2 separate regions of the Homo sapiens genome follow, and region 1 is linked to region 2. A link is a loop called in an ENCODE intact Hi-C map of the cell type or tissue named here. Cell type or tissue: endothelial cell of umbilical vein. All regions are shown on one strand. Each heading gives the region's core, and the rest is flanking DNA. Links, peaks and the distances in the headings are about the cores only. Region 1 overlaps LINC02268 (long intergenic non-protein coding RNA 2268). Region 2 overlaps GALNT7 (polypeptide N-acetylgalactosaminyltransferase 7).

What was found. Peaks named below come from ENCODE experiments on the same cell type or tissue, not always from the same donor. Only the 100,000 strongest peaks of a DNase experiment are listed, where the experiment ranks them.
Region 1: it touches region 2 in a loop (11-fold over the local background); 5 of 110 quality-filtered maps call a loop at or near these places.

What each region holds. Positions count from the first base shown.
Region 1 is chr4:174,152,539-174,160,887 of GRCh38, forward strand. The region is part of intron 1 of LINC02268 (long intergenic non-protein coding RNA 2268); the gene reads right to left. Among named protein-coding and RNA genes, the nearest start is that of LINC02268, 64 kb to the right of the region's middle. In endothelial cell of umbilical vein, for the core only: a CTCF peak has its summit at 3,883 (motif pointing left); a DNase peak (open chromatin) is centred at 3,883.
Region 2 is chr4:173,315,471-173,323,819 of GRCh38, forward strand. GALNT7 (polypeptide N-acetylgalactosaminyltransferase 7) reads left to right here. Exons shown (of 12, transcript NM_017423.3): 10 at 2,164-2,262; 11 at 2,961-3,089; 12 at 6,110-8,349. The coding sequence ends at 6,247. Among named protein-coding and RNA genes, the nearest start is that of HMGB2, 15 kb to the right of the region's middle. In endothelial cell of umbilical vein, for the core only: CTCF peaks have their summits at 1,726 and 3,513 (motif pointing right); a DNase peak (open chromatin) is centred at 3,401; H3K27ac peaks cover 764 bases.

The DNA of each region.
Region 1 (8,349 bases), core at 327-8,326, 840 kb after region 2:
TTAATAAGTCAGAATCTCCAAAATCTTGTTTTCTTTTCTGCTCTTAATGCAGGAAAATTTGCTTCTGCTCTGTGAGTAGGAAAAATGAGCACATGGAGAGAGAGAGTGTGGCCTGAATGGTAATCCCTAGCCTAAAGCTTCACAAAGAAAAACTGAAAAGGCTTTTATGAAGAGAATTCAGCCTTTACGTGCATGACTTGAAGCAATCTCTTGAACTAGGTTCTGAAGTTCAGAAAACAAATTCTATATAATCAAAACAGAGGGCAGAGTTATGTGTGGATGTCTTGGCTCTCCTAAAATTTTGAGCATTTCCTGTAGGAAGTCTCTAAGAATAATGTGGCTCAGCCCCAGATAGAGGAGCAACAAGAGGACACCAGGGTGCTGCCAATCCTACTTGTCCATCCTTCTGGTTTTACAGCAAACCTAGCAGGAAGCAGCAATTGGAGCCTGGGAATAATGGGTGAGGGCGTTGATCTTTGGCCACTGAAGACAGCCTGCTTAAAATTGGAGAAAACAAAAACAAAAACAAAAACAGAAGAAAAAAAAACCCCACTGCACTTCTTCCAACATGTAGTTTCAAAATGTAAAAGAATAAAAATTAAGCTTCTTTCCCTTGGAATCTTGAGTTTATCTTTTCATCAGGAAGATATAAATTGTAACCTCCTCTCTTTGCTTAACAAACAGCTAACTATAATACAGAGGGTTTCCCTCCTTAGAGGTAATATGATATTTCCCCCCCTTTCTCACTGTCATTTATACATAGTGGAAGTGTCTTAAAGAATAAGCATGATCATGTAAGATATACATTGTGGTTTGTAAAATATTCAAGTTTTTTTACTTAGTCACCTCTATGCCAGCTTTTAAATATGACTGAAATATGTTCATAAGATTATTTAAACTTTTGTCCTAAAGTTTTGTTCTCCTTATTAATTTATCACATGTGTCCTATGTAATATGATCATCTGTATATGGTATGTAAAAAATATATATATGTTTAGCTCCTACAAAGGTTTTTCTCAGATAAATCCAACTACGAATAAGTAGACACACCCCATCCACATTCAGAAAGTGATTTAAAGCCCAGGAGACCCCATGATGTGGCCATACTTTGAAACAGGGGAGCTACATTCAATTTTTAAGAAACCTAATGAAAAAATTATAAAGTCATGAAAAAAGTTATAAGCACAAATATCAGGGTTTGAGAATGGCAGTTGTATAAGGTCACTCTGGAAAAATTAATATTTTGTCTAAAATAAAGTCCTATATTATTTAAATAGTTATAAATATGTTTATAAGCCAAATTAATTTCAAAATGCTACATTTATAGATATATGATAAGCAAATGAGTAATGAAAATATATTAATATATTAATTATATTAATTAAATATATTATTTAAAATATATATTTCATACATAAATTAAATATAGTACAATATTTATATGTACTACAATTATATATCTACATATAATAATTATGTTATGCATATTACATTGCATATATTTTATATGTAAATGACATATATTTATTCTTTTTAACCATATAGCTTAAACTTTTCTATTTCAACAAAGAAAGCAAAATACGTATTTTATTTCTAGGATTCCATTCAGAAGACATGTGATACACCTCGAAACTGAATTTTTATTTGTTTATTAAAAGCCTGACACATGGATTTTGATATTTTTTATGTCCCTACCCTGTGCTAATGTGATAAATATAATTTCCTTTTTCAAACTACTCATATCTTAAATGCTCTTTTACTACATGTTTGGCCTCAAATTCCTTTTTGAATAAGGTGGAGTACTATAAACAAACAATATTTAATGGCTGTTTTGCTGAATAAAAATATAACAGTTAACAGCTTTCTTCATTAACATGCTCGCCCAGGAGCTGGTTTAACTTTCCATAGCAAGACGTGGTCATCAAAATTCCTATTCCATATTTCCAAATGCTTTTTCTGTCATATTATTTACTGGAATTTAGATTATTATAAGCATACGTTCTATGAGGAAATTTTTTAAACTGATAACACCATAAAAACTACATCACCTGGGAGACTGAAGCTCTGGTTTAGATGAGAAAATTCTTTTCAGATCCACAGTTTCGATTTGCAGCAGGGATGACTCAGCCTCCGATAGCACACTGTGTATCCAATGCCTAGTGATTCAGCTTGGGACAGTTGGGATTATAGAAGAAGGAACAGATTTTCTTATAAAAACAAGTGGTTTTTTTCCTTCTTCATGCCTTACAATCTGTTCAAGAAACAAATATCATTCTTATCTTACCCTTAAGACAAAATTTTTGTCAGCCACAAAAAATCAAGTAAATATTAACCTTAGAATATCTGGAGTACAGTTCATCTAGAGAAAATGATAGATTCATTCTGGACAAGTAGGAAATAAAAGAATAGTAATACATATTTTCTATTGTGTACTTCCAGAGATAAAGTTGATTGATTTTTTTCCCAATTTTTTATTTTGAAAGATGTGAAGAATTATATAATGAACACCAACATATCTTAGGGTCATCCTTTTTTTAACAACTTGCTTCATTTGCTTTTTTCTTTCTTCATCTCTATGTATATTTTTTGTGCTTATTCACTTGAAAGTTAGTTGCAGTCAACATAACATTTTAGCCCCAAATACTTTAGCATATATCACCTTAAGAACAAGAATATTCTCCTATAAAACCATAATATAACATACCCAAGAAACATATTATCTAGTAGACAGTTGTTCCTCAATGCTTTATTGTTTCTGATCCAGGATCCAATAAAAAATTACACAGTGAATTTGGTTGTCTCTTTCGACTCCTTTAATCTGGAATGAGTTTTTAATTTGATACAGTGAAAATGCTTATTTTCAAAATTACTCAGTCTCTAGAGTATCATCAATTAATACTGTCAGCAAATAATCAGGAAGACAATCTTAGAAACCTGGCCAGATACCAAACTTAAAAAAAAAATCTATAATCATTTCACTGGAAAAAAAATTCCTTCCCAATTCAACCCATGTAAACCTCGGCCAGGTAAAGAACAAGAGAAGCAAACTTGAAAGTAACCAGGGGCTTAAACCATACAAACCCCATACATCAAGTTCAGCAGTTTGAATTGAATTGGTGGTCAGCCTACTTTGTGTAGTACAACAAGGTAAATGTGCTGGCAATACAGTAGAGCCAGCCGACAAAATAAATGTTCATTTTGACTGATACTTCACTATTCAAATACTCTGCCCTTCTTTCCCCCTGAAACCCTCAATGCCATTTTATATAAAAATTTAAACATATTCTGACAGTGGTTTTATGGATAATACTAATGAATACTATCATATTAAATTTCTGTTCGTTCTCTGAATACTTCTCTTCCTCCCAGTTTACATTATTTTGGGAAAAGCACATCTTTAATCTTTATTGGCAATAAGCTCGCCTCTTGTTATTCACTTTAGGAGAAAATCCTTATTAGAAATGCAGTGCTAAAAAGGTACCTAAGTCATCAATATTATGGTATTTCATGAATTGAATTTGATGTATCATACACAGATGCTTGCATTAAAGCATACAACTTATTTTGGTTCAATAAAATGTTAATACATTGTTTAGCATTTATAAACAAACGTACCATCTTCAGTGCTAAATACGCAAATGACAAATGTAACAAACATGATGAACTTATTTTCCAAATCCTGCATCATAGGCACATGAAATACTTTGGTTCACCTGAAACATAATCTTTCATCATAAGAAAGGGAATATTATGATGAGAGAGGAGTGATAGAAATGTGGCTGTTTTCCTGTTTTTGATTTTTATGTGAAACTTAAAAGTCAATAAGAGAGAGTGGATTTCAAATGCAAGGTAATGGACAAAGGCAGCAAAGGGGGGTTTCTATTGCCACCTAGTGTCTAACTTTATAAGGGACTTATTTTTGAACATGACAGCAGTCACACAATGTGAAACAGACTCTGAAACGGGAAAGGTAATTACGGCACTTTCCAGCCAAAGAATTTCAGTCTTTTTTTCTTATGGTCAACCTCCTGTCACTGTATAACTGGTCTATATATATAAAAATACCAAAAATTTCACATATTAAAGAGTGATATTTATGAAGATGGTGATTTGTGTATATATCATGATATATACATGTACATTTGAAATTAATTCCATTATTATTTTGGATCAGTATAACTATTTAGAAAGTATAATTCCTGATGAAACAAGAAATAGTTATCTGTCACACTTACTCCATTGATATTTACTTAAAATATTACTACGAAATTTTTTCACTTTTTTTTTTACTTTATGTAAAGCAATCTATTTAGTTTGGCTAACACATTTTATGTCCTCAAGGCTTTTGCCACCTTATAATTAGACTCTAATTTTAGAAATTGAATTGGTTATTGTGTCACTGTATAAACTACTTAATCTCCCTCCCCGCAAAAATGTCCAGCAGTTCACTGAAATAAGAAATCAATGGAGCAGATTTAACTAGCTTCAACTGTGCAATGAAAATATGCTAGTGAAAAGTTACTGGAGATATGCCCCAACATAACTGTAATCTAATGATCCAAATCAATACATATTTGAATAGTCAGTTATTTTTCATCCTTTTCATGTTGTGAGCATAATGCAGTCATGTAGATTATGCTGTCTGAGGAGTGGTTTAGATTGTTTTATTGGTCTGCAACATGATTGCCAAAGTACAACTCCTTTCTTTTATAAATAGATATCTGCGGTTGGCGTAGAGATGTCATCTTCTCCTATAACAGCCTGATAAAGATCAGGTTTTAGTATTTAAGGTTTTGTTTTAAAGTCAAGTTGAAGTTTTTAGGCATTAATTTTATCTGGCATGAGGCGAGCTGGAGTGGTGTATGCAAGTGATAACCACTCTTTCTTTGAAAATAAACTGCACAGTTTGACTTTGGCAGGGTTTCAACGGTGGAAGACTTATCTGCTTGTAAAGTTCTCCCTCACGTACGTGCTTACTCCATTTATTTTTTTACTTAGTGTAATGAGGTCTGTGGAATGGAAAAAAATAGCAACAGGAGAGTTGGAGACTATTTTATAGAGCGAAATACATATGTGTATGAATAATGTTAACTCTGTGAATGAGTAAATTCTCTTTAGTTTTTTCAATCAATCATGCAAAGCGAGAATCAGAGCCTTTAAAAATACAAAAGATGGTATTTATTTTCTTGAGACTAACTTGCAATCATATAAGCCACATATTTTATCATTTTGTATCTTTACATGGAGTGCCTATTCTTGAGGGTGTATTCACAAACTCATATTTGAGTCATTGCTTCTTTGGCCATGTACGTCCATATTGCAAAGGCACTGATTAAAATATGACAATAAAATGGACTAGGTGACTTTTTAATAAGTGCATGTAAATAGTAGCAGAAAAATGAAAAAAAAAGTGTTACTGAAAGATGAAACTGAAGAAAATTTGACCCATGCTAATTCTTCACTCAAAAAGGGGAAAAGAAAATATCTACAAATATGTTCTTAAAGGCAGGAATAAAACATTGCAGCTAGGATTTCCTGGTAATAATTAAGCTTCATAATTATACCTAAAAATTGTATCATCTCAGTTCTATTTAGTAACAAAGCAATTCTTTTCCAAGTTTTTTTCATCAAGCACCCCACCACACACAGATCCCTGCAGTCACTAACTCACCAACATCACCCATATGTCCCCAGTCTCCCAAACCATATAGAAAGCTATTTTCCTTTCATCACCTCTCTCAAAGTCAGCAGTTTTAGGCTTGAAAATCCATACAAGGGACAAGCTCTGTCTTAGTTAGAGTTCTTAAATTACCCTAGACTTGGGAGGCTTAAACAAGAGAAATTCATTTTCTCACAGTTCTGGAGGCTGGAAGTCTGAGACCAGGTTACCAGCATGACTGGGTTGTGGTGAGGGCCCTCATGCAGGTTGTGGATGGTCATATTTCTTGCTGTATCTTCACAGGGTAGAAAGAGAGTGAGAGAGCTCTCGGGTCTCTTTTATAAAGGCACTACCATTCATGACGGATCCACTCTCATGACCTAATGACCTCCCAAAGTCCCCACCTCCTAATACCAGCACATTGGGAGTTAGGATTTCAACACTCGAATTGGGGGCAGGGGGCACTAATGTTAAGTTCATTGCAGGCTGCTGGACAGAGACTTTCCAGGCAAAATAGACCACGATTAGGGACACAAGTGACCATGGAAGGCTGCACGCTTCTTTATGACTGTGGCTATTCTAGTCAGAGAAGGGGACAGAGACTTAAAGAGTATTTGGAACCAGGTGAAAAGGTTCATGCCCAAATTTTATGGTGTCCAGCCATGTGTCATGATAGCAACAAAATTCTCGATATTTCTATGAGCAATATCAGTCGGTCTCTTTTCCACATTGTTAGGAGATCCCAACGGGCCACAGCTATGGAAAAGCAGGGAGAAGGGAGGTCCAGCAATGGTAATTCATGTTTGTTTCCCTTAATTAGGTGGTGGCTTTATATCCCAGTGTCCTGTATTTTAAGGGACATATGTTGGGACTTAATTAATACTGAGGAGGAAAACAATTTTTCAAATCCTTTGTGTACAAAGAGAAATCAAGCAACTTTGGCAAGCTTCAGTAACTATTTCTGGAGACCAGAGTATTAGCAAGTTTATAAAATATTGTGTGCCAGTAGGTTCAAAAGTATTATTAAAATTCTCTGAATTATTGAATTTTGACAAATTCCATGTGTGAAAATATATCAAAAGGTACATATAAGGAAGGTCTCATGTCCTAAAGTTGGAGAAACCGGACAAATGAAAACTTTATAAAAGCAGAAATAATGCAGGATTAAATGCCAATTCACTAAAACAGACCATCTACACTGACAGAGTTCAGAAGGAGGAGAAACGGTGGCGGGAATAGCAGTATGGATGGAAAGGAGTCAGCATCCAGGCTGACCTTGAAGAGACATTGGGACATACACCAGTGGGTGTCAGTAGGAAAGTCAGGACAGGCAGGGGAGCAGCAGGCACAGAGGATGGGGTTCAGAGATGGCCTTGATTCCAGAACTGACCAACTACACCCACCTGTTCCAAAAATAAACACCTAGTGTGTTCTTTCTGTCTGAGAGACACTGTGGGAAGAGGTGTGAGGGAAGAAAATGTTTGAGAAGGAGAATTCATGCTTATGGCTCTCTTCAAAGCACCAGACCCCATGCTAATCACTTTACCCTTGAGTTCCTACTCCAGAAGTCTGTAGTGAAACAAACACAAAGCATACCAATAACTACAGCACTGGGTAAAGGAGGAGAGTTGCTGTATGAGAGTCATAATGTTAGAAAACTCCAAGCACAGAGATGCTCCTCAAGCTAGGAGAAATAAGGAAAACTCAACAGAGGAGGAGGCACGATTGTCAGGACTGAAACTCGTGTGGGATTGAAGACGGAGTGATGTCCCCAAAGAGAGAGATGTCCCAAAAGAGAGAGATAGAGCCAGACTCAATGGGCTTTAAATATAATAGAATGGGCTTAAATGATTTTCTGTGTTCAGTGAGGGGCATTAGAGATGTAAAGCAGTAGAGCAGAGGTATGGAAGTTACGTTTTCTGGATGGTAATTGGGTGCTGAGGAGCAGAATAAATCTGTTGGAGAGCCTTCCTTCAGGCAAACGAGGTGTATTATTCTGTTCTCATGCTGCTAATAAAGACATACTTGAGACTGGGTAATTTTAAAGGAAAGAGGTTTAATGGACTCACAGTTCCACATGGCTGGGGAGGCCTCATAATCATGGCAGAAGGCAAAGGAGAAGCAAAGTCACACCTTACATGGTGGCAGACGAGAGAGCTTGTGCAGGGGAACTCACATCTATAAAACCATTAGGTTTCGTGAGACTTATTCACTACCATGAGAACAGTATGGAGGAAACCACCCCCACGATTCAATTATCTCCACCTGGCCCTGCCTTTGACATGTGGGGATTATTATAATTCAAGGTGGGATTTGGGTGGGCACACAGCCAAACCATATCACCAGGAAAGAAATCTACTGGAGTGAAAGGAAAGATCTGGCCCTGGGTAGTGGCCTAGGAAAGAGCTCCTGCAATGTGATATTAAAAAAGCAGAATTTTGGGCTTGAGTTTCATATAAGGGTCACTAACTAGATTGTAAATTTGGGCAACTCTTTCTTCCTCTTCAACATTTAATCTTTTCATTTGTAAAGAGAGAAATGAAGGACACTTAAGTAGTGAATTCTTCGGGAGATTGATAAATTACATGTGAGTAGTCTCTCTGCCTTTTATTTGTCTCTAGTGTTTTTGATATGAGAAGGTCCACTAATATAAATAGTTCTCTTTTTAATTAGGTTGATGAAAAATATGT
Region 2 (8,349 bases), core at 246-8,245:
GGCCATCAGCAGGTAGGTCGTTTCATGGGACTGAATGAGGTCCCCGAGGGAGAAAACACAGATAGAGAAGAGAAGACTAGACCCATCCGTCAGAAACGCCAGCATTTAGAGTTCAGGAATAGAAGGAAAAACCAACAGAGGACACTCATGCTGCTCTCTCTGTACTTCTTGCTTTAATATACTTTTTCCCTATACTCTTATTTTACCTGTCCTATTACAGCAAATTATGTTTAACTCCAACTAGACCATAAGCCTTTCAACACACAGATCTCTCTCTGAGGGCCCAGACAAGTATATCCAACTGTATGCTTAACATCAGGACTTGAATGTGTAACAGGCATTTCAAACTCGACATAGCCTAAATTGAACTTCCTATCTCCTCCCCCCAACCCATCTTTGCTGATTTCTTGGTCAAAAACTTTGGAGTCTTCCATGAATCCTGTCTTTGTCTCGCACTTCATATCTAGTTCCAGAATCTGATCCCTTGTTGCCTGGTCTAAGCCACCATCATCTCTCACTGAGACTAACTTGTTGACTCTCCTACAGCCTATTTCAAATACAGCAGTCAGAGTGACTGTTTTAAAATAAAGGCAAATCATGTCCTTCTTCTGCTAGAAACCCTGCACCTTCACCTATGAGTGAAGACAAAGTCCTTTCTGGTAGTCTCCAAGATCCACAACATCTGTCCCCATTCCTCTCTGGCCTCACCTGCTACTGCTCTCCCCACTCCACTCCAGCCCCATGTCCTTACTGGTCCTCAGACTCCCTCCAGGCATGTGCCTGCCTGTGCTGTTCCCTCTGCCAGGAATGCTTCCTTGCAGATACACGCATGCATGGCCAGCTCTCACACCTCCTTCAAGTCTGCTGACCTACCACTTCTCAGTGAGGTCCACCTTGTTACTTCCCAACGCCCTAGCTCCCACCCTAACTTCCTCTTCTTTTCCTTTTTTTCACCACACTTATCACCTTTTGCCATAACAGACAAATTGTCTACTATGTTTTTTAACTTATATTCTGTCTTTTTTCCCTTACATTCCCAGAGTGAATGGAGGCAGGGGCCCACATTCACTGTGGCATGCCCATTACTGGGGTAGGTGTCTTTATTTTGTTCACTAGTGTTTCAGAGCCTACAACATGCCTGGCACACATCAGGTACTTAATATTTGATGATTGAATAAATACATGAATGAATAAATGGAATTTTCTGTCCTCCTTTTACTGTCTCACTCCCAAGTATATCTTCAGTTTAACCTCTTCCCATTCTGACATCTGCACTTTATACTTCATTTCTCGGCATTTCCTTAACATTCCAGGGTAAACCCCTACCTGTTTTAAAGGTGTCTCTTGGGGCAGTCTTTGGAGCTCCTCCAGGCAGGGTGAGCAGCTCTTCCTCTGTACATTCACACCTCTGTCCTGACTGGTCCACTACCCCTCTGTCTCTCTACAGGCGGTGAGGACCATGACTTGCACCTCTTCATATCCTCAAAACCTGTTATCATTATAGGTGCACAGTCCATATTTGCTGACTGAATGCAAGAATAAAACATTTTATCCAAATAGTATAGCGATTTATAATTCAGAGAAATAAATGGCTTTTCCAAAAATAGTTCTTTTCATACAAAATGTACATTCCAAAGATGGAAACCTGTGTTTGCTTTTCATCTACGTTTATAGAGAAAAGCCTCACTGCCTGGTCATGTGCCATGCATGGCCTATGCACCCTAGACCCCTACAGGCAGCTACCAAAAGTGCTGCATAGCCATTTGGGAGAGGTCCCTTACAAATCCAGTCTGTTCTAGATATCTAGGGCCAGGCCAGTGTTTATTACCACTGTGGTTAGGTTCTCTATTTGCTTCTCATTCACATGAATTACTGTGATTCTGAAATTGCAATTAATGGTAACTTTTTTTTTCTCTGTGGTATTTTACGGAAATGTATAGTCCTTTGCTCTTAGAGAAAGAACCCATTCCAGTGTTGACTTCAAGACCATAAGTTATTTCAAAACTATGTAAAGATTGACAATCCAGTAATAACCTGTCACTACACATACCCAGATTTTCCCTGTAAACTGTAATATTTAACATGAAATGTTAAATTCTGATGCCAGAGTTCATCAAAAACTAAACTGTTGCCTGCTTTTTGCGTCTTTATTCATTTTTTTAGATCAGAGGCTTCGAAACTGCTTACTGCATTGATAGCATGGGAAAAACAAATGGAGGCTTTGTTGAACTAGGACCCTGCCACAGGATGGGAGGGAATCAGGTAAACCACCTTACTTTTGTGTTTAAGTTGTTCCGTATTGAGGGCCATCAGGTTTATTGATCACAGAGTGATCTTTGTACTTTGGTTTTCGATTTGGTAATTTTGTTTGTTTTGATAAAGTAAAACATTCTGTAAAAAAATTGACAGTGTTAAAACATTCACTTAAATGATGGGAATAATAGCAGTATTGGTTTTCACATAAGCAGTCAGAATCTAGAATTAATGTCTAATATAAGGGATTAAAATATATTCCTGTGGGAGTATATATTTGTCACTACCGTAACTATGTAAGCCTAGCTCCCTAACAATTTTTTGCAAGTATTGCTCACTAATCCTCATCTTTTTGCAAATAGAGTGTTACTGCCAGTAATGTATATTTCACTAATATATATTCTCTTACTTATGTGGGTATGTTTTTGCTTTTTCATTTTTTCACATTGTTGGTACTTAATAAATTTGTGTTAGTGACCCATTTGGTATCTTAGAGACTAAAGAACTTAATGATTTCAGTGTTAATAAGGATCTTCACTAACATCAAAATAAATATAATTTGTCTGTGGACTTACAGTTCTAAACAAAATTATGGAAAAATAAGTTAGTCATTCAATTTAATTATAGGAGTTAAGTTTCTTTCTTTTCAAATGCACATCAGCAGGGAAGGTGCCTCTGTTACTTAATTCTCTCTTTTCCTTTTACAGCTTTTCAGAATCAATGAAGCAAATCAACTCATGCAGTATGACCAGTGTTTGACAAAGGGAGCTGATGGATCAAAAGTTATGATTACACACTGTAATCTAAATGAATTTAAGGAATGGCAGTACTTCAAGGTATTCTGCATTTTAACTTCTGAAATATTATATGCTTTTCATTTTCAGTAACATCTAGCATGTGGAATTTAGATAAATAAATCTTAAAACCTGCATTCAAATTCACTTGCATTTTCCTCTCATTTAGTCCCTTGCATAGGTTTTCCTGAGCACTGGATGACTCATTGTTCTATAATGAGGCATCACTTTTGTTCTCTCTTACAATATTGTCATGTAATGAGGCCACGATGATGTCTATAAAGAGCACTGCTAATTTTAGTAATACAAGAAAGTCAGTGTTCTGTGAGGCAGTCATCACCATTGCTCTCATCAAAATCTGATTTTTGAAATGTAAATGAATCATTCATTAAAGTAAAATATATTTAAATATATTTATACTATTAAAAATTTGGTTAATATTTGATATTGTCCAGCAGGTGGAGATAGAGACAAACAAATAAAACTTGAAATCTAGGCTTTCATAACGTCTTTATCATTGTTGTGTGCTAAATACAGTGGGATAAATGTAGCTAGTTGCTTACTTTAATGGTCAAATTTAGTTATTCACGTGACACTGCTGGGGTAGCTTTGTGTTTCAGCTGTGAGTATTTAAAGCTCTGTGGCAAGTTGAGGATTACAACATATTAATAGATTTATGTATAGTTTTCAAATTCTAGATTTGGCTAACATAAATCAATTTATTATTAAACAAAAAGTGGGGAAAGCTGCCTCACACTAAAAAAATCTGTCAACCCTCCATTTTATTTACTCACCCAGTATTTGTTATCATATCCCATCTGTCATGCAAGCAAGGACTTGTTTGCTATGTAATAATGATATGACCTAGCTTAACATTCCCTGTTACTGTCATTTACAGATAATTTCCAGGAAGTGATAAGCACGTATCAATTGATGATTTTGTTTCTTATAACAAGTTAGGAAGGAGAAGAATAGCATAAACCTTAAAGAGTGGAGCATTTATTTTCACAAAAAAAAAGGATATATAATAGCAATAAATAGTAGGGGTCAGTGAGAACAATATTAGCAAAATAGTAAAAGAGGGCTAACACACCAGAAACTACATCAAGAAGTAATTGAACAAAAAATGACACATAACATGTTTTAGGTATTTTAAAGACGCAGCACTGAATATACATTTGTGTGTTAGATATTACTGAACATTCACTTGGGGACCAATAATATGTTAGACTGTAGGGGAGTTCAAAAATATAGCTAAAGCACGCTATTATATAATGGCAGAGAAGAAAGAAATGCAAAAATAGAGATAAGCAAAATGCCATAGGACAGAAAAGAGTGATTCATGGGAGGAATTACTGCTGAGGAGTTTCATAGAGGAAGTGTCATTGCACAAGTCCTGAAGTGTAAAAAGGCTTTCCATGGAAAGTAAATAAGAAAGCCTGGATGAGCAAAGATGTGGCATGAAAACATGTAGAAAATTCAAAGAATTGTATTTCATTTGGTATCCCTCAATTGTGCTTTGGAGGAAAGAGCACCGAACTTCATTTTTTAAGTTTTGGAGAGGGATAGACCTTATTTGAGGAAGGTAGTGATGGAAAACAATGGCTACTTTTAGGAAAATAATTCTGGAAACGTGAGGTATGGACTGATGAAGCAACGAGATCAGCTTGAGCAGCAGTTCTCAAACTTTCTGTCCTCTGGATTCCCTTTACACTCTTAAAAATTTTTGAGCTCCCCCACCCCCAAATTGCTTTTGTTTATATAGGTTATCACTAGCAATATTTCCAGAACTGGAAAGTGTCTGAGAAATTTGTAAAGTTTTTATATATTAATTCATCTAAAAGTAATAATAATATACTTATTAAACATTAATGTAAATGACATTTTTAATGAAAAATAACTATGTTTACCCACAAAAAATAGTGAGAAGAATGGAATTCTGTATTTTTGCAAATCTCTTTAATGTCTGGTTTAATAGAAGAAGACAGCTGGATTCTCATACTCCTGCTTCATTTGGTCTGATCTGAAATGTTGTTTTCGTTCAAGTATATGAGGGAAACCCAGCCCCACACAAGCATACAGTTTGTAAAGGGAGCGAGTACTTTAATAGCCGTTCATATAATTGTGGCTGTTTTTTTATTGTACACCACAACTTAATAATTAAGTGGTAGTTTCTTAAAAGTTATTTCCAGTGTAGACTGATATCCTTGAGCATTGTACCTCATTATATGGAAGTACTTGATACGTACTTCCCACTTCATCTCATAGAATTTTTTTTAAGTATACTGAGGGGTCAAGACTGAATAAAACGAATGTTTTGCTCCTTCATCAGTGACATCCTTAAGTGAAACCGGCATTTACTTTTCAACTGTGTGTGGCCATGAGCAATACAACTATAGGTACTAGCATAGTTTGATTCATGCTAAGGCACCATCAGTTTTACTCACCATTGCTTTTGCACTATCGGTATAAATGTTGCTAAAGTGAAAAGGCAATGGTGTCTTCGTATTATGATGAAAATAGTTTCGGCCTTACAGACCCAATCCTGGATAGTCTGAGGACCAGACTTTGAGAAGCTCTGAGCTATATTGAAGAAACCTACAGCATATGGTGAGGGCCAAACCAGGGCATCTGCAGTGGCGATGGGAAGGAATATAAACCAGAGACATTGCACATATCCATCCTTAGTGACTGGTATGTGAGTGAATGAGGAAAAGTGCAGTATTTCCTAAGGACTAGAGAGCTGGGAATGTCATTAGCCAGGATAGGAACAAGAGACATAGATTTGGAGGGGCAGATAATGAATTTAGGTTTGTATACATTGAGTGTGAGATACCAGCAGTATATTGTGACTTAACAATGAAAGATCTTAGGACTTAGAAAACTGACAATCAAGAGAAATCCAGAAAACTGACAATCAAGAGAAATCCAAAGTCTGAGGTGTGGTTGAGAAGCTTTTCCATTTCCTTAAACTGTCTCCTCATGAAAGTCAAGTGATGATTTCTGATGTCAGTGATATCAAGGGTCCAAATTTGAAACTTTTTTCTTACTGTGTTTTCCAGAACCTGCACAGATTTACTCATATTCCTTCAGGAAAGTGTTTAGATCGCTCAGAGGTCCTGCATCAAGTATTCATCTCCAATTGTGACTCCAGTAAAACGACTCAAAAATGGGAAATGAATAACATCCATAGTGTTTAGAGAGAAAAAAATAAACCAATAACCTACCTACTGACAAGTAAATTTATACAGGACTGAAAACCGCCTGAAACCTGCTGCAACTATTGTTATTAACTCTGTATAGCTCCAAACCTGGAACCTCCTGATCAGTTTGAAGGACATTGATAAACTGTGATTTTACAATAACATTATCATCTGCAGTTACTGTTTACAAGACTGCTTTTACCTTAAACTTTGTAGATGTTTACATCTTTTTGTTGTGTTTTAAGATGATGTTGGTAATTTGTGCCTTTAGCTCTGTTTTATTAGACAGAGTTAAAGCATGTTGTCTTCTTTGGGATTACACTCAGGGGTCTGAAAGGCAGTTTGATTTTTATTTTTAACACACTTGAAAAAAGGTTGGAGTAGCCAGACTTTCATATATAACTTGGTGATTATCAACCTGTTGTGTCTTTATTTAATTTTACATCTTTTTGAAGCACTGCCACAGGTTATTAGCCAAGGTGGCCTTCCTTCACAGTCATGCTGCTTTTTTGAAAGGTGAATTTCAACACATTTAGTGCCTCTTTCATTTCTCAGTATATATTTCAAGAGCTTGTGATGAAATCTATAGGATGGTAATGATGGACTTGTCACCTGTATGGGGAATACTTTTACTACTCAGAAATGAATTTATGTGCTGCCATTTGCTATAAAGTTGAACTTTGTATGGCTTGAAAAAGAAATGACAATATGGAACATCCCAAGGCTGTCCCATAGGGTTGGAAGTTGTGTAGCATTCACTCCCTTACCTACTGGCATTCCCAGTGCCCTCTGTCCATACCTACTTCTAGGATTGCAAAGGAGTCTTCCAACTAGAGAAAAATTGTCCACTGACATTTGGGATTTACTTTTCTCCAATACCTGCCAATACAGAAAACTATTATCAGTTGTTATTGTTATCCCTTGAAAGCGAGGGTGACAAAAACAACAAAACACCGTTATAAACACATCAAAGGTTCATTCTGACTGAGGTAAGACTTTCCAAGCCCTTGTTAGATTAGGCCTTATAAAACTTGTGTGCATTATAACCTAAGCTGTGCAACCTGTGAAGCCAAGAGTGAACTGATGTTTCATTTATATTTTCATCCAAATGACATTATCTGCACGTTTTTAAAATTTAAAAACAAAGGACTATTTAAAAATACAGTTTATTAACAAACGTGAACTACTTTCTGTTACATTAGGTGTTCCCTAGTGTTTCTTAATTTCTTTTTAGAAAGTGTATTTTTATTAGTATTTTTCCGGTGAACAGAAGATTTGTTTGGATTTAAACATTTACTAAGACAGTACCTATTAGGAAAACCAAATATTGCAAATGGTCAATTCGATTTTAATTTCTCAAAAGATACTCTGTTATCCAGAAGATTAAAATGCCTACATTGAGTGCTTAAAAAAAAAAAAACAACTGTGATGATGTGAGCAGAATGGCAAGTAAGTTAAGCATTTTTGATCCTGTAATCATGGTATCATTACAATGAAAGGAATTCACAAACTACTGCCAGAGGAAGTTTGTTTTTTAATTTAAGAGGGAAATATAACCTATAAATTTGTTTCTTCCAAGCTTAGCTCTTAAATTTGGAGACTCAAAGTTAAACATCCTCAACAGAGTTTTATTTATAATTTTGAATTGTCAATTTGTATTTTGCTACTGATCTGTGATCAACCATTTTAACTTTCATCTCTAGGGATGTTTAACATTTATAATTGCAAAATAAACCAACTATAAAAAAAGAAACTAAGAGAGAATTGGTACTTTAATTACTTGTGTGTTTGCAAATAGGCTCCATTTTCCATGTTGAGTAGATTATAACCTTATTAACTATGCATAGGCCTAAGAAAGGTGGCAATGAACTGTGCATGTAAATTTTAAATGGGTACTTTGTGCAATTCGTTAAAAGAAGATACTCTATGAATATGATTCTATATATTGAAATCAGAAAACCTACCAAACAAAAACATCAGAAGCTGCTGCCATAATGACTATTTTCTACTGTAGGCTGCTTTGGAAATAATTCCCATATCCTTGCTTTGTAAGTTGGTAATATCACTATGCATTTCTACACATTTTATAAATTTGATTT